4 separate regions of the Homo sapiens genome follow, and regions 1, 2 and 3 are each linked to region 4. Evidence: chromatin contacts called from ENCODE Hi-C or POLR2A ChIA-PET data. All regions are on one chromosome and are shown on one strand. The core of a region is the stretch at or near the end of the contact, and the rest is flanking DNA. Distances in the headings are between cores, read along the strand shown. Region 1 holds the start of IRF2BP1 (interferon regulatory factor 2 binding protein 1). Region 2 holds the start of SYMPK (symplekin scaffold protein). Region 3 holds the start of SIX5 (SIX homeobox 5). Region 4 holds the start of GSK3A (glycogen synthase kinase 3 alpha).

The links. Hi-C counts contacts between places; a loop is a spot of excess contacts on that map. ChIA-PET counts read pairs that join two places held with the same protein, here RNA polymerase II (POLR2A). Pooled maps may share reads with other maps.
Region 1: a pooled map shows a loop between it and region 4 (19-fold over the local background). The contact joins the promoter of IRF2BP1 here to the promoter of GSK3A in region 4. A Hi-C loop is called at or near these places in 6 of 50 pooled maps. POLR2A ChIA-PET finds 5 or more read pairs at or near these places in 2 of 52 experiments (WTC11 and naive thymus-derived CD4-positive, alpha-beta T cell).
Region 2: a map of CD8-positive, alpha-beta T cell shows a loop between it and region 4 (22-fold over the local background). The contact joins the promoter of SYMPK here to the promoter of GSK3A in region 4. A Hi-C loop is called at or near these places in 2 of 168 maps with a recorded cell type or tissue (B cell and CD8-positive, alpha-beta T cell) and 4 of 50 pooled maps.
Region 3: a loop to region 4 is called in a pooled map, with 7 times the contacts of the local background. The contact joins the promoter of SIX5 here to the promoter of GSK3A in region 4. A Hi-C loop is called at or near these places in 1 of 50 pooled maps. POLR2A ChIA-PET finds 5 or more read pairs at or near these places in 3 of 52 experiments (BJ, HCT116 and WTC11).

Annotation. Positions count from the first base shown.
Region 1 is chr19:45,882,729-45,889,433 of GRCh38, reverse strand. It overlaps IRF2BP1 (interferon regulatory factor 2 binding protein 1), which reads left to right and starts at 3,293. Exons shown (of 1, transcript NM_015649.3): 1 at 3,293-5,826. The coding sequence starts at 3,660. The coding sequence ends at 5,414. RefSeq lists enhancers at 2,469-2,518, 2,579-2,818, 2,969-3,118, 5,328-5,879, 6,112-6,211 and 2 more, silencers at 3,279-3,758, 3,799-4,038 and a cis regulatory region at 6,481-6,494.
Region 2 is chr19:45,858,120-45,865,113 of GRCh38, reverse strand. SYMPK (symplekin scaffold protein) reads left to right here and starts at 1,967. Exons shown (of 27, transcript NM_004819.3): 1 at 1,967-2,056. FOXA3 (forkhead box A3) reads right to left here and starts at 788. Exons shown (of 2, transcript NM_004497.3): 1 at 589-788. The coding sequence starts at 657. RefSeq lists a silencer at 593-1,002 and enhancers at 1,643-2,052, 2,304-2,942.
Region 3 is chr19:45,767,700-45,773,887 of GRCh38, reverse strand. SIX5 (SIX homeobox 5) reads left to right here and starts at 4,636. Exons shown (of 3, transcript NM_175875.5): 1 at 4,636-5,846. The coding sequence starts at 5,044. It overlaps DMPK (DM1 protein kinase), which reads left to right. Exons shown (of 15, transcript NM_004409.5): 10 at 1,136-1,247; 11 at 1,960-2,117; 12 at 2,223-2,320; 13 at 2,492-2,538; 14 at 2,828-2,917; 15 at 3,248-4,171. The coding sequence ends at 3,400. It overlaps DM1-AS (DM1 locus antisense RNA), which reads right to left and starts at 6,092. Exons shown (of 2, transcript NR_147193.1): 1 at 5,757-6,092; 2 at 2,005-2,398. RefSeq lists enhancers at 1,740-2,297, 3,297-3,376, 3,817-3,926, 4,087-4,166, 5,658-6,188 and silencers at 3,497-3,656, 4,181-4,365, 4,217-4,756, 5,117-5,336, 5,787-5,916 and 1 more.
Region 4 is chr19:42,238,066-42,244,535 of GRCh38, reverse strand. GSK3A (glycogen synthase kinase 3 alpha) reads left to right here and starts at 1,934. Exons shown (of 11, transcript NM_019884.3): 1 at 1,934-2,353; 2 at 4,394-4,581. The coding sequence starts at 2,071. RefSeq lists enhancers at 193-252, 1-648, 1,263-1,312, 649-1,443, 1,373-1,582 and silencers at 1,873-2,082, 2,113-2,392.

The sequences.
Region 1 (6,705 bases), core at 2,044-4,543, 3.6 Mb before region 4:
ACACACAGCTGGGTTCTTTTTCATAGTGACTCTAAATGAACACAGGCCTTTATCTATTTAAGGCACATTTGCCCATAATGTCATGAAGGCAGGAACTGGTTCTTTTACTCTGCTGCAGGGCCAGGTAACAAAGTAGATAATCACCACCACTCTGGACTCAAGACGTGGCTCAAGTACTGGTGCTGCCCTGGCCAACTGTGTAACCATTGGCTTCCAGTGTCCTCATCTGTAGAATGGACATAAAGATGTCAGAGTCTTTCTTCCTATAATTAGATTATACTTTTCTTTTTTTTTTTTCTTTTTTTGAGGTAGAGTCTCCCTCTGTCGCCCAGGCTGGAGTGCAGTGGCGCGGTCTTGGCTCACTGCAACTTCTGCCTCTCGGGTTCAAGTGATTCTTCTGCCTCAGCCTCCCAAGTAGCCGGGACTACAGGCGTGTGCCACTACACCTGGCCAATTTTTGTATTTTTACTTATTTAGTTAGTTTTTTGTTTTTTTGTTGTTGTTTTTTGGTTTTTTTTGAGACGGAGTCTTGCATCTGTCCCCCAGGCTGGAGGTGCAGTGGTGTGAACTCATCTCCTGGGTTCATGGAATTCTCCTGCCTCAGCCTCCTGAGTAGCTGGGATTACAGGTGTGCGCCACCACACCTGGCTAATTTTTGTACTTTTTAGTAGAGATGGGGGTTTCACCGTGTTGGCCAGGCTGATCTCGAACCCCTGACCTCAAGTGATAGGGCTCCCAAAGTACTGGGATTATAGATGTGAGCCACTGCCACTGTCCGGCCTAATTTTATTTATTTATTTTTTTTTTATTTTTATTTTTTGAGATGGAGTCTCACTCTGTCGCCCAGGCTGGAGTGCAGTGGCTCGATCTTGGCTCACTGCAAGCTCCACCTTCCGGGTTCACACCATTCTCCTGCCTCAGCCTCCCGAGTAGCTGGGACTACAGGCGCCCACCACCACACCTGGCTAATTTTTTGTATTTTTAGTAGAGACGGGGTTTCACCGTGTTAGCCAGGATGGTCTCAATCTCCTGACTTTGTGATCTGCCTGCCTCGGCCTCCCAAAGTGCTGGGATTACAGGCGTGAGCCACCGCGCCCGGCCCCCTAATTTTTTAATTTTTAGTAGAGACAAGGTTTCACCATGTTGGCCAGTCTGGTCTCAAACTTCTGACCTCAAGTGATCCGCCCTCCTCGGCCTCCCAAAGTGCTGGAATTACAGGCATGAGCCACTATGGCCAGGAAAGCTTTTCCTGACACACATTCCCCACCGCAGTCATCACAAATTTTAGTTCATCATTTGAGTAAATTTACTATCTGCCTCCATCACCAGGCTGGGGCTTCTCAGGGGCAAGGCTTAAAGCCTGTCTCAGTCACTGCTATGTCCCCAGCATTGCCCAGCATGGAAGAGGGGTTGAATATTTGAATAACTGTCCAGCTTAAAAACAACTTCCATTTGTGGCACTTATTTTCTGTGCCAGGCACCAAGCTAAGCATTTATATGCATGTTTGCATTCAATCTGAAGGTACCCAAATAAAAGGAGACTGGAGGGGGTCTCCATTTTTTCCAAGAAGTTTAGAAACTGGCCCAAGGCCACAGCTGGTCAGAGGCCAATCCAGTCCACCTGAAGGCTGAATCTGGCCAGAAGCCTTAACTCCCATTAGTGTTTCGTAAATAATAGCCCAAAGGCAACTTTAAGTGACATATTAATGTCCTCTTGAATGAGTCGATAGTTTTCACTAATTTTTTTTAAGGTAACCACAGTACATGAAACCCATGATTGTGAACGTATTACCTAGGATGAGGCAAAAATAGATAAATCTTTTTATTTTTATTTATTTTTTTGAGACAGGATCTTGCTCTGTTGCCCAGGCTGGAGTGCAGTGACGCAATCATGGTTCACTGTAGCCTGTTATCTCCAGGCTCAAGCAATCCTCCCACTTCAGCCTGATAAATCTTTTTTTTAAGGGAGAAAAGTGTTCAAATACAGGTAGTAGACAAAATTGTGAAACCATTTTAAAATTGTGAGGTCTGGGTAACAGAATCAGAGCTGCTGCGGTTCCAGTGGGACGGGAGGAGAAGGGACAAGCAGCCCCTCACTAGACAAAACCAGGGCCAACTGGTACGTCATTCAAATATTTTTGAGCACCTAACACGGACCCAGGCCTAGAGAAAGGGGCTGTTGTGGGTTGGAACCTGGAGACCCGCCTCCGCCCTTCCCCAAAGACAGCCTCGTCCAGTTCCCAATGCCTGGGAAAGAAGAAGGGTCCTCACAGCCTGATTGGGCCTTCCAGGTAGTGAGCGCTCAAGGTTGGGGAAAGGTTGGTCTGGTGTTTGCCCTTCCCCAGCAACTCCCTCCTCTTGCCCGTCACTTCTTAACCCCTTACTCTTCCCTCAAACTGGGGAGCAACAGAAGATAAGGGTCCCCCAAACGCCACGCTCCGAATGCACGTAAAGAGCCCCCAGAAAAGTGGGGGGGCGGGGGGTAGCCGGGAAAGTAGCGTGAATCTGGAAGGCCTCCCCAAACCTCCCAGAGGGCGGAAGTGCGTCACTATGTCCGACCCGCAGTGCATTTTGGGAATTGTAGTGAAGCGGGTGGGGGACGCCGAGCCCCCGATGGTGTAACCCTTTAGAGACCAGAGCGCGCGGGCAGAGCTGGGACAGGGTTAGAGGGCGGCCAGTCGCCCCACTCTTTTAGCAGAGAAACAACTGAGACAAGGCTCTGGCTCGGAAGCCCTTAGTCCTCTCCCTTCTCTGGCTGTGGCGGGCCCCAGAAGCATATATCTAGGATTCCGGGGGGAGGACGAAGTGCCAGGTGGCCACCCCCACCCCCACCTAGTTGCCAGCTTCCCGTCCCTGCTCTGAAGCCAATCAGGGCTTCTCCGCCCCGCCCCAGAAGCTGCTACTTTCCTAATCCGTCATTGGCCCACCTTTGCTGGGCGGGGAAACTGAGGTTCAGAGAGGGCAAGACATTTTGCCTAAAGCTGCACAGCAAATCCGAGCAGAAGTTGGAAGCCCGGAAGCCTGTCCACCCACCCCCACAATTTCTGAATCCGGAGTAGCTCTGATCATTTGTATTGCATCCTCGCCTACCACCTTTGTGTCCCAGCATCTTGCGGCGCGCTGAACTCCGGCCCCACGGAGAAGGTTGTAAGGTTTGCGCCGGCAGAGGCGACAACCCCCCCAGCCCGCGTCTGCCCGCCGTTCCCTTTAAGAGCCGGCCCCGGCGGGACTACGTTTCCCAGAAGGCTTTGCAGGCGTGTTATGTAACTTTCCCTGCGAAGCGGCCTCTGGGGCAGAAGAAGGAGGTGGAGGCGGCGGCGGCCGTTGCAGCGGCGGCGGCGAGAGCGGCGGGAGCCCGAGGCGGCGGCGCTCGCGGCCCATCGTGGGGCCCGAGCTGTGCGCCTCGGCTCGGAGCCCGGACCGGGCGGGGGCGCCGACGTGCCTCAGCCTGCCTTCGCGAGGGAGGCGGGAGTGAGCAGAAAGGCTTAGGGCCCAGGGGGCGGGGAAGGGGGGCCGGGCCTGGATCCGGCGGGGAGGCCGAGCCGGAGGCCGGACCGTGGCTCGCGCTGTCCCCGGGACGCGGATCGAACGTTGGCGGCGCGGATCGCACGTCGGCGGCCGGTGGAACGCGGGAGCTGGGCGGCGCGCGGACTGGGGCCATGGCGTCTGTGCAGGCGTCCCGCCGCCAGTGGTGCTACCTGTGCGACCTGCCCAAGATGCCGTGGGCCATGGTGTGGGACTTCAGCGAGGCCGTGTGTCGCGGCTGCGTGAACTTCGAGGGCGCGGACCGCATCGAACTGCTCATCGATGCCGCCCGCCAGCTCAAGCGCAGCCACGTGCTCCCCGAGGGCCGCTCGCCCGGGCCCCCGGCCCTTAAGCACCCGGCCACCAAGGACCTGGCGGCGGCAGCCGCACAGGGGCCCCAGCTGCCGCCCCCGCAGGCCCAGCCCCAGCCGTCAGGGACCGGCGGCGGCGTGTCGGGCCAGGACCGCTATGACAGGGCCACATCATCAGGCCGCCTCCCCCTGCCCTCGCCCGCCCTGGAGTACACTCTGGGGTCCCGCCTGGCCAATGGGCTGGGCCGTGAGGAGGCCGTGGCTGAGGGGGCGCGAAGGGCCTTGCTTGGCTCCATGCCTGGCTTGATGCCCCCTGGGCTGCTGGCAGCTGCAGTGTCTGGCCTGGGAAGCCGAGGCCTGACGCTGGCACCCGGCTTGAGTCCTGCCCGTCCCCTCTTCGGCTCCGATTTCGAGAAAGAGAAGCAGCAGAGGAATGCGGACTGTCTGGCAGAACTGAACGAGGCCATGCGAGGCCGGGCAGAGGAATGGCACGGGCGCCCCAAAGCAGTGCGGGAACAGCTACTGGCGCTGTCCGCCTGCGCCCCGTTCAATGTGCGCTTCAAGAAGGATCACGGGCTGGTGGGGCGAGTGTTCGCCTTCGATGCTACTGCCCGTCCTCCAGGATACGAGTTCGAGCTGAAGCTCTTCACCGAATACCCCTGTGGTTCCGGCAATGTGTACGCCGGCGTCCTGGCAGTGGCTCGCCAGATGTTCCACGATGCTCTGCGGGAGCCGGGCAAGGCACTGGCTTCTTCGGGCTTCAAGTACCTCGAATATGAACGCCGGCATGGATCAGGAGAATGGCGGCAGCTGGGCGAGCTGCTTACCGACGGCGTCCGCAGCTTCCGCGAGCCAGCTCCCGCGGAGGCCCTGCCCCAGCAGTACCCAGAGCCGGCCCCTGCGGCTCTCTGTGGCCCACCCCCGCGAGCCCCATCCCGGAACCTGGCGCCCACGCCGCGCCGTCGCAAGGCATCCCCCGAGCCGGAGGGCGAGGCGGCTGGGAAGATGACCACCGAGGAGCAGCAGCAACGGCACTGGGTGGCACCCGGCGGCCCGTACTCCGCTGAGACCCCTGGTGTGCCCTCGCCCATTGCCGCCCTGAAGAATGTGGCCGAAGCCCTGGGCCACTCACCCAAGGACCCTGGCGGAGGCGGGGGGCCTGTGCGTGCAGGGGGCGCCAGCCCTGCAGCCTCCTCCACGGCCCAGCCGCCAACCCAGCATCGCCTTGTGGCCCGCAACGGCGAAGCAGAAGTCAGTCCCACAGCGGGGGCCGAAGCTGTCAGCGGGGGTGGCAGCGGCACTGGGGCGACCCCTGGGGCCCCCCTGTGCTGTACCCTGTGCAGGGAGCGGCTAGAAGACACCCACTTCGTCCAGTGCCCCTCGGTGCCCGGACACAAGTTCTGCTTTCCCTGCTCCCGGGAGTTCATCAAGGCGCAGGGCCCGGCCGGGGAGGTGTACTGCCCGAGCGGAGACAAGTGCCCGCTGGTCGGCTCCTCCGTGCCCTGGGCCTTCATGCAGGGCGAGATCGCCACCATCCTTGCTGGAGACATCAAAGTTAAGAAAGAACGGGACCCCTAGGCTACCACTGCCTCCAGGCTACTGCCCTCTGCCCCTTTGCCACCCACCGCTGCCGCGGATAAATTATTCCCTCCCCGACCCAGCCCAGTGCCACCTCTATCTGTGTACATACTCCCTTCTTCCACCCAGATGGGTCCCCTGGGGTAGATGCATTGTGGGTGGGGGGAGAAAGCTTGTGGCTCCTGTCCGAGGGGGTGTTTGGGGTCCCTTGGCCCCTCCAGTTTCCCTCTGTCCTCCTTGGCTTGGCTTTGCTGCTGCTTGTAGTTGGGGGAGAGGTGCCCCCCTCCTCCTTGAGAAGGGACCTCCTGAAAACTCGCTCTTTATAAACGAGGCAAAAGCATTTAATTCCCACCCCCCCACCCCCCGCTCCCTTCTGCTCCTTCAATAAACCGAAAGATGGGTTTTTTTTTTCCTTCTTGGTCCCTTAGTTGTGTGAGATGCTGCGCCCCCTTTGGGACTGAACTGGTCCTGCGAGGGCGAGGACGTTGCGCGGTAGCCTCCAGGTGGCGCCCTGCACCCAGGCGGTCCCGCCGGCCGACCTTCAACAAGTGCGACCCACTGGTCACGTTTCAGCCATCGGCCCGTTTTCCAGATAAAAGTACTGAGGCTCAGAGAGGGGATGGCTCCTGCAGGGGAGCCACAGACAGGCTTGGGAGTAGATTACCCTTCTGTAGCTGACCCATCCCCTATCTCTACCTGGAAGGTGGAGGACTCAGCGCCTACGTGGGGAGGGGAAAGAGGCAGCGGGAGGCTTCCTAGAAGACATGGGCAGTGGGTTCTTGCCGGGTAGAAGGGAGAATTTAGGGTAGACTGCTAGAGGGACTGCCCGAGGAAAGAGGAAATTTACCTCCACGGGGTAAACTAACAGGATGCCTAGAAACAACTTGGCTACTTCTTGCCTCTGGCGGTGCCCCAGAGGCGGACGTTTGGGAAGCCCCAGCTGGATTCCTCACCCTCGTCTTGGGAGACAAGCCCCTTTGGCGGCCACCCTAGAGAGCAGAGTGAAAGGCACTCGCTCCGCGGCTGCTTCTGATGTGCGCGGCCTTGTCCCGCACCTGTCCGGGTGGCTGATCATTAACCAGGACTTCCTGCTCGCTGGCGTCACGGGGCGGGGCCTGAGCGGGCTGCGGCAAAGCAGGGGTTAAGGGGAGGGGGCGGCCCCAAGAGCCCAGCCCCCACCCCTGCGGCCTCCCCGGCCAAGCTAAGGTGGAGATTCCGGGAAGGGGGAATGCGGGGCTCAGAGGCCCGCGGATGGACAGAGAGATAGGGAATGATTGTCCAACCACCACCC
Region 2 (6,994 bases), core at 718-3,217, 3.6 Mb before region 4:
AAAAACGAAGCTTCATCTCTGAGCACCCCCATCTCTGACCCCTGAGCACCAATCCCTATGTCTGACCCTACCTTAGATTACCAGCTGATCCTTAGCCCCGAACCCCGGTTCTTTAACACTGTGTGCTGGCCCTGAGCTCCCACCTCAGTCTTCCCCTTAATGGTGACTCCTCCTCCATCTTTTAGTCTTTCTTTCCCTCCAACTTTGAACCTCACATCCTGAAACCCCCTAGTCTGTCCCCTACCCTGGAACTCTGATTCCTATCTTTGGTTTGTACATATAAATCCCTTGCTTTTTGGGGCTCCAACACCCGGCTCCCAAGTTTAAGGTGTGACCCGACCCTTGGCTAAATTTTCCTGACTTCCATTTTTAAGCCCTGGCCGCGGCGAGGCTGCCCAAACAGCGCTCCCATCCATGCCTCGTCCCCGGTCCCCGACTTCCACACCTGGTCTCCGTGTTCCCAGTTCCTCAGCTGCCCAAGTAGACGCCTTTGCCTCCATTTGAACCCACAACCAGTCCCTGCTCCATGTGAGCCCACACCCCGATACCTGCCCCCAACTTCCCGCTCCGCCATCCCCGAGGACACACCTCGCCCGCCTCCGGGTAGTAGCTCCACTCGGCCAGGTCATGGGCCTCCATCTTCACTGAGCCCAGCATCCCCCGGGCTTACGCCCCCACCCGCCCCCGCTCCGGCCCCGGGGGAACGGAGCGCTCTGGATCTCTCAGCGGGCACGGCCCGAGCTCCCACCGGCGCCCGCCCGTCCGACCGCCCGGGGTACGGCTGTCCCGAGCGCCGCGGGAGGCGGCCACGCTTTATAGCCGGGACACCCCCGCCCTCGCCCGCCCCGGGCTCCCCTCCCGCCTCCCCGAGGGCGGCGCGCTCGGACTGGGGCGCCCCCTGCGGGATCGCCAGGAGACAGACCTCAGGCGCCGGGGGCCGCAGCCCCAGGACGCGACAGCTGGGGGTGATTCAGGAGTGAGGGAGCTGCCCGCAGCGACGCTGCAGATACCAAGGGCCCCGAGGTCAGAACTCTGGAGCCTTTCTACCTCAGGGGGCTTCATCATCTCGGCAGGAGAGGACGAAGAGCCAGAGCCCTGCATGACCGTGGCGGAAGAAAGGGGAATCAGAACGCTAGGGCCACTATGCGACTACAAGGACCCGTAAAAGGTCCCCGAAATCACATCCCCATTGGACAGACAGGAAGACTGAGGCTTCCGACGGCTAGAAATGCTTAACTTGGCCGGGCGCGGTGGCTCACGCCTGTAATTCCAGCACTGCAGGAGGCCGAGGCGGGCGGACGAATCACTTGAGGTCAGGAGTTTGAGACCAGCCTGGCCAACAGGGTGAAACCCCATCTCTATTAAAAATACAACAACTAGCTAGGCGTGATGGTGCGTGCCTGTTATCCCAGCTATTCGGGAGGCTGAGGCAGGAGAATCGTTTGAACCTAGGAAGCGGAGGTTGCAGTGAGCCGAGATCGCGCCACTGCAGTCCAGCCTGGGAGAGAGAGCGGGACTCCGTTTCCAAAAAAAAAGAAAGAAAGAAAAGAAAAGAAAAAGAAATGCTTCAGACTGTTGAAAGGGTCAAGAACAAAGATGGAGGGGATCGGGGCCTCTCCGCAGACCCCACTAGGGCAACAGACCACCTCCCCTCCAAGACCCAGGAGCTTCGCTGCCCGAACTCCGCACTCTCCAAGACCAGCCAGCCGTCCAGGGACTCAGCACCACTGAGAACTCCATTTCCCAGAATGCTCTAGCTCCCTTTCCGCCCGGTGCCTCCGAAGGGACTACATTTCCCAGAAGGCCTAGCCGGACCCAGAGCCGGAAATGAAGGGTCTGCTCGCCGTAGTATGGAGGCGGGCAGAATGCCGCTCGCACGGGACGAGGCATGGGCGGGGTCGGGCTGTGCTCTGGACTCCATTTCCCGGCGGCCCTGGGTGTGTGGCGCGTGCGCACCGTTCCCGGCGACGAACGGAAGATGGCGGCGGCGGCGGCGGCGGAGTGTAGGAAGAGGCACTGCTGAGGGGGCGCGAGGGGAACGGAGGCCAGAGCTGCGGTGAGCGGGAGGCGGCGTTTGGGCCCGGAGACGAAAGGAGGAGGCTCCTAAAGAAGCAGGGGCTCGGGCGGGGAGGGCATCGCCGTGGGGAGAGGGGAACAGTGGCTTTCGCGACCCATGTTTCTTCCCTTGCTCAGGACCCTTCCTTGGCTCCCTAGTGCCCTCGAGGCAAAGTTCCAACGTGGCCCCCCGGGCGCCACCGCCCCGCAGACCTCGCTTGCTTCGACTCGGCCTCTTTGCTTTTTCCCCCACCTCTAACAGCCGCCCTGGCCTTTCGGTTCCTTAAACTTGCCATGCGCTTTCCCGCTTCGGGGATTTTGCACAGGCTGTCCCTTCTGCCTGCAACATCCTTTTACCCATTCGGCTTGGCTAACTCCCATTTCATCCTTCGGGTCTCGGCACCAACGTCACTTCCTCTGCGAAGCCCTCCTTCCCTGCCCTCCATCCAGAAATCCGCCTGTTAAATGCTTTTGTCGGTCCGTGTTCCTTCATGTCACGTGTGGTCTAATTTGTTATCCGACTCTTATCTGTGTGCTGTTTTATGATGTCTATGACCGTGTGTTCCATGAAGGTAGGGACTAGGTTTGTCTCTGTCGCCACTGTGTTCTCAGCACAGCGCCAATCACGCCGGAGACGCCCAGCTAATGTTCGTTGAAGGAATAAAAGATACTCCTAGAGCCAGTTTGGGGAAACAGGGTAGTCATCAGATTCCTAGGTAGCAGTGGGGCAGGGTACCACTTCTTAACGAGTACATCGAGAGGGAAGGGGAAACAGTGATACTGTTCATCATAGCAAAAGGCTACACGCATCCCAAATGTTCTTAAATAAGAAGATTGGCTGAAAGAAACTATAATACATCCACATAAAAAATACTATGCAACTCTAAAAAGGAATGAGGTAGATAAAAGGAAATGATGAAAATCTCTATACACTGATATAGTGGCCTCCAACATATATTAAGGGAAAACAAGTGAAGTGGAGGTTGGTGTTTATTGTATATGCTTTTTCTTTTTTTTTTTTTTTGAGACAGGGTCTCACTCTGTCGCCCAGGCTGGCACGATCCCAGTTCACTGCAACCTCCACCTCCCTGGTTCAAGTGATTCTCCCACCCCAGCCTCTCGAGTAGCTGGGATTACAAACGTGCCCCACCACACCCAGGTAATTTTTATATTTTTAGTAGAGACGGGGTTTCTCTGTGTTGGCCAGGCTGGTCTTGAACTCCTGACCTCAAGTGATCTGCCCACCTCAGCCTTCCAAAGTGCAGGGATTACAGGCCTGAGCCACCAAACTCGGCCTGTGTAGGCTCCTTTTTTTTTTTTTTGAGACAGAGTCTCACTCTGTCACCCAGGCTGGAGTGCAGTGGCGTGATCTCGGCTCACTGCAACCTCTGCCTTCCAGGTTCAAGCAATTCGCCTGCCTCAGCCTCCCAGGTAGCTGGGATTACAGGCACACCACCACGCCTGGCTAATTTTTGTATTTTTAGTAGAGATGGGGTTTCACCATGTTGGTCAGGCTGGTCTTGAACTCCTGACCTCGTGATCCACCTGCCTCCGCCTCCCGAAGTGCTGGGATTACAGGCGTGAGTCACCGCTCCCGGCCCTGTGTATGCTCTTTTTGTAAATGAAAGGGAAATATGTATATATGGGTTTTTTTATTTTCATTTTTTTTCCTTTTTTTGCATAAAATCTAGCTCCTGCAGGAGAATTTTGTGTATGTGTGTTTAAAAAAGAACAAAACAAAACTGAAAGCATAAACCAAAAAGCAGAAGAAGAATGAAACAGGGTAAAATATTTTGGTTGATCTGAATGTATTATCATGAAAAAAGTGGAAATGTTTATTATGGGGTTTTATTTTATTTTATTTTATTTTTTGAGGCAGAGTCTCATTCTGTCGCCCAGGCTGGAGTGCAGTGGTGTTGGGATTACAGGTGTGAGCCACCATGCCCGGCCTGTTTTTTTTATGTTTTGACTGGGGACGGCATGCCATGCCGGTTGTCTGGTGGCCAGGATCCTTGGCTTACGTAAACAGACCTGGGGGTAAAAAACAATTCCTTTCAGATAAACAGTACTGTAGCATAGTGGTAAGGAAGATATGCAGCCATGCTGCTGACTCTGCCTCTTACAAGCTATATGCCTTTGGTCAGGTCACTTTACCTCCCTGGTCTTCAGTTTCCTCATCTGTAAAATGAAAATTAAAAATACTAACTCCCAGCCTGGGCAACATGGCGAAACCCTTCTCTACAGAAAGTACAAAAATTAAATGGGGATTCGCCTGTAGTCTCAGCTACTTGGGAAAATGAGGTAGGAGGATCGCCTGAGCCCGGGAGGCAGAGATTGCGGTGAGCTGAGATTGCGGCACTGCACTCCAGCTTGGGCAACAGAGTGACACCCTGTCTCAAAAAAACAAAAAATGTAAACCTAACTCATGTATATTAATTCTAATATATACATATTAATTCATTTAAACCTTGGTGTCTGAGGTTTAAATGAGTTAATATGTATATCTTAGAATTGTGCTTAGCACATATTAAGTGTTCTCTCTCTCTCTTTCTCTTTCTCTCTCTGTGTGTGTGGGTTTTTTTTCTTTTTTTTTTTAATTTGAAACGCAGTTTCACTCTTGTTGCCCACGCTGGAGTGCAATGATGTGACCTCGGCTCACTGCAACCTCCTCCTCCCAAATTCAAGCGATTCTCCTGCCTCAGCCTCCCGAGTAGCTAGGATTACATGTGCCTGCCACCATGCCTGGCTAATTTTTTTGTATTTTTAGTAGAGATGAGGTTTCACCATGTTGGCCAGACTGGTCTCAAACTGCTAACCTCGGGTGATCCACCCGCCTTGGCCTCCCAAAGTGCTGGCATTATAGGCTTGAGCCACCGTGCCCGGCCGTGTTCAATATATATTAACTGATTATTTTTTCTTTTTTTTTTTTGGAAACAGGTTCATCAGGTTCATGCTCTGTTGCCCAGGTTGGACTACGGTGGCCCAATCATACTTCACTACAACCAGGCTCAAACAATCCTCCCACCTTAGCCTCCAGAGTAGCTGGGACTAAAGGTTCATGGCACCATGCCTGGCTAATTTTTTTTTTTTTTTTTTTTTTTTTTTAGATGGAGTCTTACCGTGTCTCCCAGGCTGGAGAGCAGTGGCATGATATCGATGCCCAGCTAATTGTGCATATGTCTAGAGATGGTGTGTCGCTGTGTTGCCCAGGCTGGTTTCAAACTCCTGGCCTCAAGTACTCTTCCTGCTTCAGCCTCCCAAAATGTTGGGATTATAGGCATGAACCCCTGCACCTGGCCTTCTTTTTTAGTTTTTAGGCCTAGGCTAGTCCTGAACTCCTGGCCTCAAGCCATCCTCCCACCTAGACCTACCAAAATGCTGGGTTTACAATTGTGAGCCACTATACCCGTCCTATTTTTGTTTTCTTTCCTTTCTTTGTTTTTGTTTTGTTTTATTTTTGAGACAGAGTCTTGCTCTGTCATCCAGGCTGGAGTGCAGTGGCGCAATCTCGGCTCGCTGCAACGTCTGCCTCCCAGGCTCAGGTAATTCTCATGCCTCAGCCTCCCAAGTAGCTGGGATTACAGGCATCCATCTCCATGCCCAAGTAATTTTTTTGTATTTTTAGCAGAGACTGGGTTTTGCCATGTTGGCCAGGCTGGTCTTGAACTCCTGGCCTCAAGTGATCTGTCCACTTTGGCCTCCCAAAGTGCTGGGATTACAGGAGTGAGCCACCACACCATGCCCTTTTTTTTTTTTTTTTTTAAAGACTTGTCAAGTGCAGTAGTGAGAAAGGGGGAAAAAGTAGAACAAGTATAGCTATTAGGATTCAAGAGTGAAAGGGCAGGAATACTGAACCCAGTGATTGGGGAGGCCGTTTGGCAGTAGTGTTCACTCATTCAGCAGATGTTTATTGAGCTCCTGCTAGGTGCCAAGCACTCTTCCGTGCTGGGAATATAAAAAGTGAAGGAACAAAATCCCTGTTCTAGGCCGGGGGCGATGGCTGAGACTTGTGATCCCAAGCACTTTGGGAGGCCAAGGAGGGTGGATTGCTTGAGTGCAGGAGTTCAAGACCAGCCTGGGCAACATGGCGAAACTCTGCTTCTACCAAAAAATGATTTCAAATAAATAAATCACTGTCCTCGTGGAACTTATAAATATGTAGTGTGTGATGATGATAAATGCTATGGAGAAAAAGCAACACAGATGGGGATCGAGAGGAAGTTAAAATTTGAAATATGGTCGTCGGCCGGGCGCGGTGGCTCATGCCTGTAATCCCAGCACTTTGGGAGGCCAAGGCGGGCGAATCACCTGAGGTCGGGAGTTCGAGATCAGCCTGACCAACATGGAGAAACCCCGTCTCTACTAAAAATACAAAATTAGCCAGGCGTGGTGGCACATGCCTGTAATCCCAGCTACTAGGGAGGCTGAGGCAGGAGAATCGCTTGAACTTGGGAGGCAGAGGTTGCTGTGAGCTGAGATCACGCCATTGCACTCCAGCCTGGGCAATAAGAGGGAAACTCCGTCTCAAAAAAAAAAGAAACATAGTCGTCAGGGAAGACCTTACTGCAGAGACATGTGAGTGGAGACCTGAAGGAAATGAAGAGGGAAGGAGTTGTGCTGATATCTAGGAGGAGGAATATTCCAGGCAGACGGAAGAGAGGCACAAAGTCTTTGAGGAAGGGGCATGTTGGGCATGTTCACAGGACAGCGAGGAGGCCAGAGTGGGTGGAGCAAAGAGCCCAGGGGGAGAGGCAGTCAGAGGAAGAACAGGCCAGATGCCATAAAATCTTGTAGGCCTTGATGGGGACATTGGCCCTGACCCTGAGCAAGATAGGGGGTGACAGGCAGCAGGGAAACTAGGGAGGAGGCTGTGGCTCGTCATTCATTGAGGAGACCCCTATCATGTGATACTACTGTGAATAGCTATTGGGTAGTTCCT
Region 3 (6,188 bases), core at 3,387-5,886, 3.5 Mb before region 4:
ACGGATTGCTTCAGCCCAGGAGTTCAAGACCAGCCTGAGCAACATAATGAGACCCTGTCTCTACAAAAAATTGAAAAAATCGTGCCAGGCATGGTGGTCTGTGCCTGCAGTCCTAGCTACTCAGGAGTCTGAAGTAGGAGAATCACTTGAGCCTGGAGTTTGAGGCTTCAGTGAGCCATGATAGATTCCAGCCTAGGCAACAAAGTGAGACCTGGTCTCAACAAAAGTATTAATTACACAAATAATGCATTGCTTATCACAAGTAAATTAGAAAATACAGATAAGGAAAAGGAAGTTGATATCTCGTGAGCTCACCAGATGGCAGTGGTCCCTGGCTCACACGTGTACTGACACATGTTTAAATAGTGGAGAACAGGTGTTTTTTTGGTTTGTTTTTTTCCCCTTCCTCATGCTACTTTGTCTAAGAGAACAGTTGGTTTTCTAGTCAGCTTTTATTACTGGACAACATTACACATACTATACCTTATCATTAATGAACTCCAGCTTGATTCTGAACCGCTGCGGGGCCTGAACGGTGGGTCAGGATTGAACCCATCCTCTATTAGAACCCAGGCGCATGTCCAGGATAGCTAGGTCCTGAGCCGTGTTCCCACAGGAGGGACTGCTGGGTTGGAGGGGACAGCCACTTCATACCCCAGGGAGGAGCTGTCCCCTTCCCACAGCTGAGTGGGGTGTGCTGACCTCAAGTTGCCATCTTGGGGTCCCATGCCCAGTCTTAGGACCACATCTGTGGAGGTGGCCAGAGCCAAGCAGTCTCCCCATCAGGTCGGCCTCCCTGTCCTGAGGCCCTGAGAAGAGGGGTCTGCAGCGGTCACATGTCAAGGGAGGAGATGAGCTGACCCTAGAACATGGGGGTCTGGACCCCAAGTCCCTGCAGAAGGTTTAGAAAGAGCAGCTCCCAGGGGCCCAAGGCCAGGAGAGGGGCAGGGCTTTTCCTAAGCAGAGGAGGGGCTATTGGCCTACCTGGGACTCTGTTCTCTTCGCTCTGCTGCTCCCCTTCCTCAAATCAGGAGGTCTTGGAAGCAGCTGCCCCTACCCACAGGCCAGAAGTTCTGGTTCTCCACCAGAGAATCAGCATTCTGTCTCCCTCCCCACTCCCTCCTCCTCTCCCCAGGGACAGTGAGGTCCCAGGCCCCACACCCATGGAACTGGAGGCCGAGCAGCTGCTTGAGCCACACGTGCAAGCGCCCAGCCTGGAGCCCTCGGTGTCCCCACAGGATGAAACAGTAAGTTGGTGGAGGGGAGGGGGTCCGTCAGGGACAATTGGGAGAGAAAAGGTGAGGGCTTCCCGGGTGGCGTGCACTGTAGAGCCCTCTAGGGACTTCCTGAACAGAAGCAGACAGAAACCACGGAGAGACGAGGTTACTTCAGACATGGGACGGTCTCTGTAGTTACAGTGGGGCATTAAGTAAGGGTGTGTGTGTTGCTGGGGATCTGAGAAGTCGATCTTTGAGCTGAGCGCTGGTGAAGGAGAAACAAGCCATGGAAGGAAAGGTGCCAAGTGGTCAGGCGAGAGCCTCCAGGGCAAAGGCCTTGGGCAGGTGGGAATCCTGATTTGTTCCTGAAAGGTAGTTTGGCTGAATCATTCCTGAGAAGGCTGGAGAGGCCAGCAGGAAACAAAACCCAGCAAGGCCTTTTGTCGTGAGGGCATTAGGGAGCTGGAGGGATTTTGAGCAGCAGAGGGACATAGGTTGTGTTAGTGTTTGAGCACCAGCCCTCTGGTCCCTGTGTAGATTTAGAGGACCAGACTCAGGGATGGGGCTGAGGGAGGTAGGGAAGGGAGGGGGCTTGGATCATTGCAGGAGCTATGGGGATTCCAGAAATGTTGAGGGGACGGAGGAGTAGGGGATAAACAAGGATTCCTAGCCTGGAACCAGTGCCCAAGTCCTGAGTCTTCCAGGAGCCACAGGCAGCCTTAAGCCTGGTCCCCATACACAGGCTGAAGTGGCAGTTCCAGCGGCTGTCCCTGCGGCAGAGGCTGAGGCCGAGGTGACGCTGCGGGAGCTCCAGGAAGCCCTGGAGGAGGAGGTGCTCACCCGGCAGAGCCTGAGCCGGGAGATGGAGGCCATCCGCACGGACAACCAGAACTTCGCCAGGTCGGGATCGGGGCCGGGGCCGGGGCCGGGATGCGGGCCGGTGGCAACCCTTGGCATCCCCTCTCGTCCGGCCCGGACGGACTCACCGTCCTTACCTCCCCACAGTCAACTACGCGAGGCAGAGGCTCGGAACCGGGACCTAGAGGCACACGTCCGGCAGTTGCAGGAGCGGATGGAGTTGCTGCAGGCAGAGGGAGCCACAGGTGAGTCCCTCATGTGTCCCCTTCCCCGGAGGACCGGGAGGAGGTGGGCCGTCTGCTCCGCGGGGCGTGTATAGACACCTGGAGGAGGGAAGGGACCCACGCTGGGGCACGCCGCGCCACCGCCCTCCTTCGCCCCTCCACGCGCCCTATGCCTCTTTCTTCTCCTTCCAGCTGTCACGGGGGTCCCCAGTCCCCGGGCCACGGATCCACCTTCCCATGTAAGACCCCTCTCTTTCCCCTGCCTCAGACCTGCTGCCCATTCTGCAGATCCCCTCCCTGGCTCCTGGTCTCCCCGTCCAGATATAGGGCTCACCCTACGTCTTTGCGACTTTAGAGGGCAGAAGCCCTTTATTCAGCCCCAGATCTCCCTCCGTTCAGGCCTCACCAGATTCCCTCCGGGATCTCCCTAGATAACCTCCCCAACCTCGATTCCCCTCGCTGTCTCTCGCCCCACCGCTGAGGGCTGGGCTGGGCTCCGATCGGGTCACCTGTCCCTTCTCTCTCCAGCTAGATGGCCCCCCGGCCGTGGCTGTGGGCCAGTGCCCGCTGGTGGGGCCAGGCCCCATGCACCGCCGCCACCTGCTGCTCCCTGCCAGGGTACGTCCGGCTGCCCACGCCCCCCTCCGCCGTCGCGCCCCGCGCTCCACCCGCCCCTTGCCACCCGCTTAGCTGCGCATTTGCGGGGCTGGGCCCACGGCAGGAGGGCGGATCTTCGGGCAGCCAATCAACACAGGCCGCTAGGAAGCAGCCAATGACGAGTTCGGACGGGATTCGAGGCGTGCGAGTGGACTAACAACAGCTGTAGGCTGTTGGGGCGGGGGCGGGGCGCAGGGAAGAGTGCGGGCCCACCTATGGGCGTAGGCGGGGCGAGTCCCAGGAGCCAATCAGAGGCCCATGCCGGGTGTTGACCTCGCCCTCTCCCCGCAGGTCCCTAGGCCTGGCCTATCGGAGGCGCTTTCCCTGCTCCTGTTCGCCGTTGTTCTGTCTCGTGCCGCCGCCCTGGGCTGCATTGGGTTGGTGGCCCACGCCGGCCAACTCACCGCAGTCTGGCGCCGCCCAGGAGCCGCCCGCGCTCCCTGAACCCTAGAACTGTCTTCGACTCCGGGGCCCCGTTGGAAGACTGAGTGCCCGGGGCACGGCACAGAAGCCGCGCCCACCGCCTGCCAGTTCACAACCGCTCCGAGCGTGGGTCTCCGCCCAGCTCCAGTCCTGTGATCCGGGCCCGCCCCCTAGCGGCCGGGGAGGGAGGGGCCGGGTCCGCGGCCGGCGAACGGGGCTCGAAGGGTCCTTGTAGCCGGGAATGCTGCTGCTGCTGCTGCTGCTGCTGCTGCTGCTGCTGCTGCTGCTGCTGCTGCTGCTGCTGGGGGGATCACAGACCATTTCTTTCTTTCGGCCAGGCTGAGGCCCTGACGTGGATGGGCAAACTGCAGGCCTGGGAAGGCAGCAAGCCGGGCCGTCCGTGTTCCATCCTCCACGCACCCCCACCTATCGTTGGTTCGCAAAGTGCAAAGCTTTCTTGTGCATGACGCCCTGCTCTGGGGAGCGTCTGGCGCGATCTCTGCCTGCTTACTCGGGAAATTTGCTTTTGCCAAACCCGCTTTTTCGGGGATCCCGCGCCCCCCTCCTCACTTGCGCTGCTCTCGGAGCCCCAGCCGGCTCCGCCCGCTTCGGCGGTTTGGATATTTATTGACCTCGTCCTCCGACTCGCTGACAGGCTACAGGACCCCCAACAACCCCAATCCACGTTTTGGATGCACTGAGACCCCGACATTCCTCGGTATTTATTGTCTGTCCCCACCTAGGACCCCCACCCCCGACCCTCGCGAATAAAAGGCCCTCCATCTGCCCAAAGCTCTGGACTCCACAGTGTCCGCGGTTTGCGTTGTGGGCCGGAGGCTCCGCAGCGGGCCAATCCGGAGGCGTGTGGAGGCGGCCGAAGGTCTGGGAGGAGCTAGCGGGATGCGAAGCGGCCGAATCAGGGTTGGGGGAGGAAAAGCCACGGGGCGGGGCTTTGGCGTCCGGCCAATAGGAGGGCGAGCGGGCCACCCGGAGGCACCGCCCCCGCCCAGCTGTGGCCCAGCTGTGCCACCGAGCGTCGAGAAGAGGGGGCTGGGCTGGCAGCGCGCGCGGCCATCCTCCTTCCACTGCGCCTGCGCACGCCACGCGCATCCGCTCCTGGGACGCAAGCTCGAGAAAAGTTGCTGCAAACTTTCTAGCCCGTTCCCCGCCCCTCCTCCCGGCCAGACCCGCCCCCCCTGCGGAGCCGGGAATTCCGAGGGGCGGAGCGCAGGCCGAGATGGGGAATGTGGGGGCCTGCAGAGGACCCTGGAGACGGAGGCGTGCAGAAGCTCAGTCTCGGGGCGGAGGCTTCGCGCCCTTAGTCCTCCTGGACGGCCCGTTACCTTCTGCGTTGTCCCGATGGGGAAACTGAGGCCCTGAGCCAGAAGCACACGCTGGGGGGAGGCAGAAAGCGCGGCCAGAGGCGGAGGGAAAACAAAGGGAGAATCACAGACAGACGGGAGGGGGACGGACACACACAAGGGGACAGAGACCCGAGTGGAGAGCTGGATCTCGCCTTCCCGGCGTGGGGCGCAGGGTCGGCCAGAAAGAAGATCGAGAAGAGCGGGGAGTGGGGGCGAAAAGGGGGGACAGGTGGGGGAGGAGGCTGGGGAAAGCCCGAGGGAGGAAGAGAGGGAGGGAGGAACTTCCCAAAGTTGCAAAACATGGCTACCTTGCCTGCGGAGCCGAGCGCGGGGCCGGCGGCTGGGGGGGAGGCGGTGGCGGCGGCGGCGGCGACCGAAGAGGAGGAGGAGGAAGCGCGCCAGCTCTTGCAGACTTTGCAGGCGGCCGAGGGTGAGGCGGCGGCGGCGGCCGGGGCCGGGGCGGGCGCAGCGGCTGCGGGAGCTGAGGGCCCGGGATCCCCGGGCGTCCCCGGGTCGCCCCCCGAGGCCGCTTCCGAACCGCCCACGGGCCTCCGCTTCTCGCCCGAGCAGGTGGCGTGCGTCTGCGAGGCGCTGCTCCAGGCGGGCCACGCCGGCCGCTTGAGCCGCTTCCTGGGCGCACTGCCCCCGGCCGAGCGCCTACGTGGCAGCGACCCGGTGTTGCGCGCGCGGGCCCTGGTGGCCTTCCAGCGGGGCGAGTACGCCGAGCTCTACCGGCTACTCGAGAGCCGCCCCTTCCCCGCCGCCCACCACGCCTTCCTGCAGGACCTCTACCTGCGCGCGCGCTACCATGAGGCCGAGCGGGCCCGCGGCCGCGCGCTTGGCGCAGTGGACAAGTATCGACTGCGCAAGAAGTTCCCGCTGCCCAAGACCATCTGGGACGGCGAGGAGACAGTCTACTGCTTCAAGGAGCGCTCCCGCGCAGCGCTCAAGGCCTGCTACCGCGGCAACCGCTACCCCACGCCGGACGAGAAGCGCCGCCTGGCCACACTCACCGGCCTGTCGCTCACGCAGGTCAGCAACTGGTTCAAGAACCGGCGACAGCGCGACCGGACCGGGGCCGGAGGCGGCGCGCCCTGCAAGAGGTGAGGGGCCTCGGGCGGCGCAAGTCCAGCTCTCCCGGGGACATCCCGTCCACCAGCCCTCTTCCCCCGTGCCCACTGCTGGGGCCGGCGCGCCGAGGTCCTCGGACATCTCCCGGGACCAGCTCACAATCTCAGGCGCCCGCGGGGCGCGGGGACTAAGTGTGGACGGGACAGGCACCCGCCCGGGCCCTCTCCCCGCACGCGTCTCCTCTTCCAGCGGCTCCATTCCGAGCTCCTTCCCAAATCCCATCGGTGTTGGGGAATCACACTGCGGGGGGCACTAGAGGGACTGAGGAAAAAGGACAGGGCCTGTGGCCACTCCACTCCGCGTAGGGGCTGCCT
Region 4 (6,470 bases), core at 685-3,184:
CGCCTTTTGGGGGCTACTCTCCTTCGGGTATTAATCGATAAATAGGACGACTCACTGAGTACACAAAACCTGAGGCAGCTGGCTTCCTTATTTTTGGCTTTCCGGGATCTTGTAATTTAGGAAGCGGAGGATGCAAAACACAAGAGTGGGAGGCCCGGTGCCGTGGCTCAAGCCTGAAATACCAGCACGTTGGAGGCTGAGGTAGAATCGCTTGAGCCCAGGAATTGGAGACCAGCCTGGGCAACATGGCGAAGCCCACCCCGCTACCCCCCACCACCCCAAAAAACAAACCAAACCAAATTAGCTGGGCGTGATGGTGCACGCCTGTAGTCCCACCTACATGGGAGGCTTAGGTGGGGGGATTGCTTGAGCCTGGGAGTTAGAGGCTGCAGTGACCTGTGATTGCGCCACTGCCCGCCAGCCTGGGCGGCAGAGCGAGACCCTGTCTCAAAACAAACCAAAAACTGAAAACTGAATGGTGGTTCAAGACAGGATTTTTTTTTTTTTGAGACGGAGTCTCACTCTTTTCGCCCAGACTGGAGTGCAGTGGCGCGATCTCGGCTCACTGCAACCTATGCCTCCCGGGTTCAAGCGATTCTCCTGCTTCAGCCTCCTGAGTAGCTGGTATTACAGGCGCCCGCCACCACACCCGGCTAATTTTTGTACTTTTAGTAGAGACGGGGGTTTCGCTATGTTGGCCAGGCTGGTCTCGAACTCCTGACCTCGGATGATCCGCCAGCCTCGGCCTCCCAAAGTGCTAGGATTACAGGCGTGAGCTACTGGCGCCCAGCCTGAGCCACAGCGCCAGGCCCAGAAATGACATTTCCGTCTTTTTAATGCTCCATTCAGCTTCCTGGTGCGAACCACATTGCTAGGAAAAGCTAGACTGTATCCGAAGACTAGTTAGTGTTCTGAGAAACCGCCGGGAACTTTGTTTCCCGAATCTTTGCAGAGTTGCGGTTAGAGAGGGGACATTTTTTCTTTCCTGATCTATGGTCACCTGGAACTTAAAGGTGCTTGGATCCATTTTCCAGCAGTCCTTGATCGACCTCGGCTCTTTCTTAAAGAAGGACCTGGGGGCGAGGAAGGAGGCGCTGAAACACTTTTAAGTCTCTCCAGGGAACTGCCGCAGTCTCTAACCTTTCGTTCACACGCCCCTGATGGTGGCCATTGGACTTCGCTTCCCGGCAAGCCTCCGCAGACTGGCCTCACAGAGGGTCAGGTCTGGACTATTCCCCAGCATGCTTGGAGCTCATGGGCGATCCCGCCCCCTCAGTCAATGGGGAGGATACGTCGAACTCCATTTCCCAGAACACACCAGGGCTCGCTGTGGCAACTGCACTGAGGCCTTGGTGCTGACTACACTTCCCGGCAGGGACTGCGGCCCAGCGTACCTGGAAAGAGGAGCGCGTAAACCTACTCCATTTCCTCGCCCATCTCCGGAACTGCAGTATCCACCTGGGGCTTAAAAACCACCTGAGACTCCATTTCCCGGCGTGCTTTAAAAATCGCTTTACACCTGCAATGCGGTGAGGGCGTGGCGACGACTCCATTTCCCGGCTTGCCTCACGGCCCGAGACCCGCAGGTTCACGCGGGCCGACTCAATTTCCCAGAGCGCACCGAGCTCTGGGAGGCATACACAGCTAATAGACTGAGTGAGTGGACTCCGTTTCCCAGCGTGCATCAGGCTCTCTGCTTCCTAAAGTGCTTCAGGGCTCCCCGTCGTACAGTCGGCTGACAGATTACCCTGGACTCCATTTCCCGACGTACAGCGTGACCCGTCATTCCCGCCCATCATTCCCGCGGTCTACTCTGAGGCTTTTGTGGACTTCATTTCCCGGCGTGCCACGCGGCTCTCTGTGCGGGCCGAGGGCGGTGACGGCGGCGCGGACGACAGCCGGACTGCATCTCCCGGCGTGCCCCGCGGCGGGCGCTGGGCCGGAGCCGGAGCCCAAGCCAGAGCGGCGCGGCCTGGAAGAGGCCAGGGCCCGGGGGAGGCGGCGGCAGCGGCGGCGGCTGGGGCAGCCCGGGCAGCCCGAGCCCCGCAGCCTGGGCCTGTGCTCGGCGCCATGAGCGGCGGCGGGCCTTCGGGAGGCGGCCCTGGGGGCTCGGGCAGGGCGCGGACTAGCTCGTTCGCGGAGCCCGGCGGCGGAGGCGGAGGAGGCGGCGGCGGCCCCGGAGGCTCGGCCTCCGGCCCAGGCGGCACCGGCGGCGGAAAGGCATCTGTCGGGGCCATGGGTGGGGGCGTCGGGGCCTCGAGCTCCGGGGGTGGACCCGGCGGCAGCGGCGGAGGAGGCAGCGGAGGCCCCGGCGCAGGCACTAGCTTCCCGCCGCCCGGGGTGAAGCTGGGCCGTGAGTACTAGTGGCGCCCGTGTAGGGTGGTGATTAGGGTTCCCAAAGCTCCTCAGACATCCATCAGATTCTTTCATGTGCTTAGATAGGAGCTCGAGGTCACTGTGCCTCCCCATACCGGGGATCCGAGCCCTCTTCCTCCCAGGAAAAGGAGTCTTGGGGTTACCATCTCTTGGAGATCAGAATTACTCGTGGATCAGAATTACTAACACTTAAAGAAACGGGTTACAAGTCTCTGTTCTTCCATTATTGAGGTCTTGGGTCCTTGAGCCTTAAGAACAGGTATCTGATGTTGCTATTCATTATAATATTGGATCAGAGGTCACAGTCGCTTGCAAATGGGGATCTAGGGTTATTGTCTCCTAAGAGAACAAGAATAAGACCAACCCCGAAAAAGAGGGATCTGCATTCCCTGTCCTTCAGAAGATGGGGATTTGGAGCGAATATCACTTAGAAGCAGGGCTTTGAGGTTACTGTGTTTTGTCCCCAAAGAATAGGGCCAGGCTTTCCAAACCTGGTACTCAGATCATCTTCCCTATTAAAACCAAGACCTGGCATCATTACCCACCCTAAATCTTGTTGAGCTGTACTGCCAATGGTGAGAATTAATAGTTACTGCCTTTTAGATATAAAGACATTGGGAGTCAGCATATCCTTCAAACCAAGTCCATAGTCCATGTTTTAAAATACATGGCTTGGTGTGTCTCCTTTAACAAAAATGGAATGGAGCAGGGTAGGTCACAGTTTCCTACAGAATATGGATCTAAGGTTATACTTTTTTAATAATTGTTCTAAGGTATGGTGTCATTGGCTCTGAAAAAAAAAAGTGATGTAGGGTTATCTCCCTCTGAAAGAACTTGTCACTGGCCCCTCAAAATGGATTTGGTGGCCGGGCGCGGTGGCTCACGCCTGTAATCCCAGCACTTTGGGAGGCTGAGGTGGGCGGATCACCTGCGGTCAGGAGTTCGAGACCAGCCTGGCCAACTGGTGGAACCCTGTCTCTACTAAAAATATAAAAAATTAGCTGGGCGTGGTGGCGGGCGCCTGTAATCCCAGCTTCTCGGGAGGCTGAGGCAGGAGAATCGCTTGAACCCAGCAGGCGGAGGTTGCAGTGAGTCGAGATCGTGCCACTGCACTCCAGCTGGGCAACGAGAGCGAAACTGTGTCTCAAAAAAAAAAACAAAAAAATGGATTTGGTTCATCAGTTACTCAAAGGGGTCACTATCCTCTAAGAATGGCACCAAGGTTTGCCACCATTTGAATAATGGGAATTGGGAATTATAGCTTTCCTTCAAAGGACTGAGGCTGGAATAGCTCCTTGATAATAAAGGTCAGGTTCATCATTATCATAATTTGGTGCTTGTCCATTAGGGACCACCCACATATAGTGAGGGGTCTGGGTCTCTGGACCACTCAGATGAAGAGGTCAGGTCAGTGTTTTTTTCTAACCTCAAAGTACCAAAAAGTGAGGGTCAGGGCACTGGCACTTATAGCAGGAGAGGACATTCATTTCTGTCACCAAGAACCAGTAAAGTTACCAGCTCTACAGGGGAGGACTTAGAGGTCAGTATCCTCTAGGCTGTGAGAGAGGTTAGTGCTTTCCTAAAGTAGGAGTACCTCAGGGTTACTGCTCCCTGAAGTGGAAGAGGCTCGGTCAAGCTTTCTCCAAATAGGAGGGGCCAGAGGGCAGTAGATCCAGAGTAGATGGAGTCAACATCTGATGTCTCCCAGTACCAAGATGGACCAGTGATCTGTTGCTTCCTAGAAGTAGAAATTTGGGGTTGCCAACCCTTGAAGCAGAGAGATTTAGGTATCAATATCCTCCTATGTGGAGGGGAGCAGGACTTAAGATTCCCAGAAAGGAAGAGGGGAAAAGTCACTGGGAAGGTCCCAGCATCCACCTTTCCTCAAAGAGGAGGAGGGGACAAAGAGGTCCCCAACGAGCTTCCTGCAGAGATTTCCCTTCCTCCCACAGCCCCAGGATAGGGTGATGCGCAGGCAGGATGGGTCAGTGGATCGTGTATCCCCTTTGTTCCCCAGGTGACAGCGGGAAGGTGACCACAGTCGTAGCCACTCTAGGCCAAGGCCCAGAGCGCTCCCAAGAAGTGGCTTACACGGACATCAAAGTGATTGGCAATGGCTCATTTGGGGTCGTGTACCAGGCACGGCTGGCAGAGACCAGGGAACTAGTCGCCATCAAGAAGGTTCTCCAGGACAAGAGGTTCAAGGTAGCTTGGGCGGGATGGGGACAGGGAGGTTTGGGGACTGGGTGTGACTGGTGGGAGAACCTGAGCCAGAGAGCTGGAGGCTTGGGTTTCAGAGCCATGGGCCAGAAGAGAAGGGGGAAAAGAGGAAATGAGACCTGTGAAAGATGGGAAATGTGGATCCCAGGAGAGCCCAGAGCTTTTACTGGGCATTTGCTCAATGTAAGTGCTTAATAAGCAAATTCTTGTTTAATTTACATAAAGATTCTCTGAGGGTAGGTACTGTGGTTATACCCATTCTAAGTGTAAGCTAAGTTTAAAAGCAGGGAAACAAACTCAGGTAAGAGGATTGCCTGAGGTCATAGAGCAAGTGCCCCAGTCAAGGCTGGAATCTGATTCCCAAACCCTCTACCTTAACCATTTGGTTACACTTCTTCCCAGGAGAGAAAGGGACCTGGCAGGGCTAGCGCGGGTGGTTCTGAAGGTCGCGCTCTTCCCAGGTGTTTGGCCAGCGCAGAATGGAATGGAGGTGCCCTGTGAGCTAGGAGAGGCTCAGGGAACTAGAAGGAGATGGAGGAAGTGGAAGTTGAGGAATAATTGGTGTTTAAGGGCCTGGCATTTGGAGCTTAGACTAGTCTGGATGTAGGAGAACTGAGCCTAGACTGGAAAGGAACCAGACCAGGGCCTCGGTCTTGGCAGGGAGGGCCCTTGGGCAGGAGGAGCTCCAGGGTGTCAGAATTTGATTGGAGTTGAGTTCCAGAAGTAAGAGGGATGTAGGGGCAGGGAGTTCCTAGGCCTCACTGAGGAATAGAGAATGGGGAAGAATGCTGAGACCGCATTCTGGGAAAAGTCCAATGCCTGGAGTCTGGGACTCAGGATCCTAGATAGAGTTCGAGGACCCAGATGCTTCCACGGGACCAGAGTGAGCTGGATGGCCACTACCTGTCTGTTGTTGCTTGTGCCAGGTAGGGGGGCAAGCCTCATGTGCCCATGCCTGATTTTTTTTTTTTGAGATGGAGTCTTACTCTGTCACCCAGGCTGGAGTGCAGTGGCACGATCTTGGCCCGCTACAACCTCTGCCTCCCAGGTTCAAGCGATTCTTGTGCCTCAACCACCTGAGTAGCTGGGATTGCAGGCATGGGCCACTATGCCTGGCTAATTTTTTTTTTTTGTATTTTTAGTAGAGACAGGGTTTTGCCATGTTGGCCAGGCTGGTCTCGAACTCCTGACCTCAAGTAATCCGCCCCCACCTCGACCTCCCAAAGTGCTGGTATTACAGGCATGAGCCAGCATACCTAGCCCTGATTTTTCAAGACAAACTGAAAACTGGATTTAGATGTGAAATCTTTTTTTTTTTTTTTTTTTTTTTTTTGAGACGGAGTCTCATGCTGTCACCCAGGCTGGAGTGTGGTGGCGTGATCTCGGGTCACTGCAACCTCCGCCTGCCGGGTTCAAGCGATTCTTCTGCCTCAGCCTCCCTAGTAGCTGGGACTACAGGCGTGTGCCACCACTCTCGGCTAATTTTTTGTATTTCTAGTAGGGACGGGGTTTCACCGAGTTAGCCAGGATGGTCTCTATTTTTTTTTTTTTTTTTTTAAGACAGAATCTCGTTCTGTCACTAAGGCTGGAGTGCAGTGGTGTGATGTCGGCTCACTGCAACCTCTGCCTCCTGGGTTCAAGCGCTGCAACCTCTGCCTCCTGGGTTCAAGCAATTCTTGTACCTCATCCACCTGAGTAGTTGGAATCACAGGCGTGCGCCACCATGCCCAGCTAATTTTTTTGTATTTTTAGTAGAGATGGGGTTTTGCCACGTTGGCCAGGCTGGTCTCGAACTCCTGGCCTCAAGTGATTTCCCTGCCTTGGCCTCCCAAAGTGCTGGGATTACAGGGGTGAGCCACCATGCCCAGCTGTTT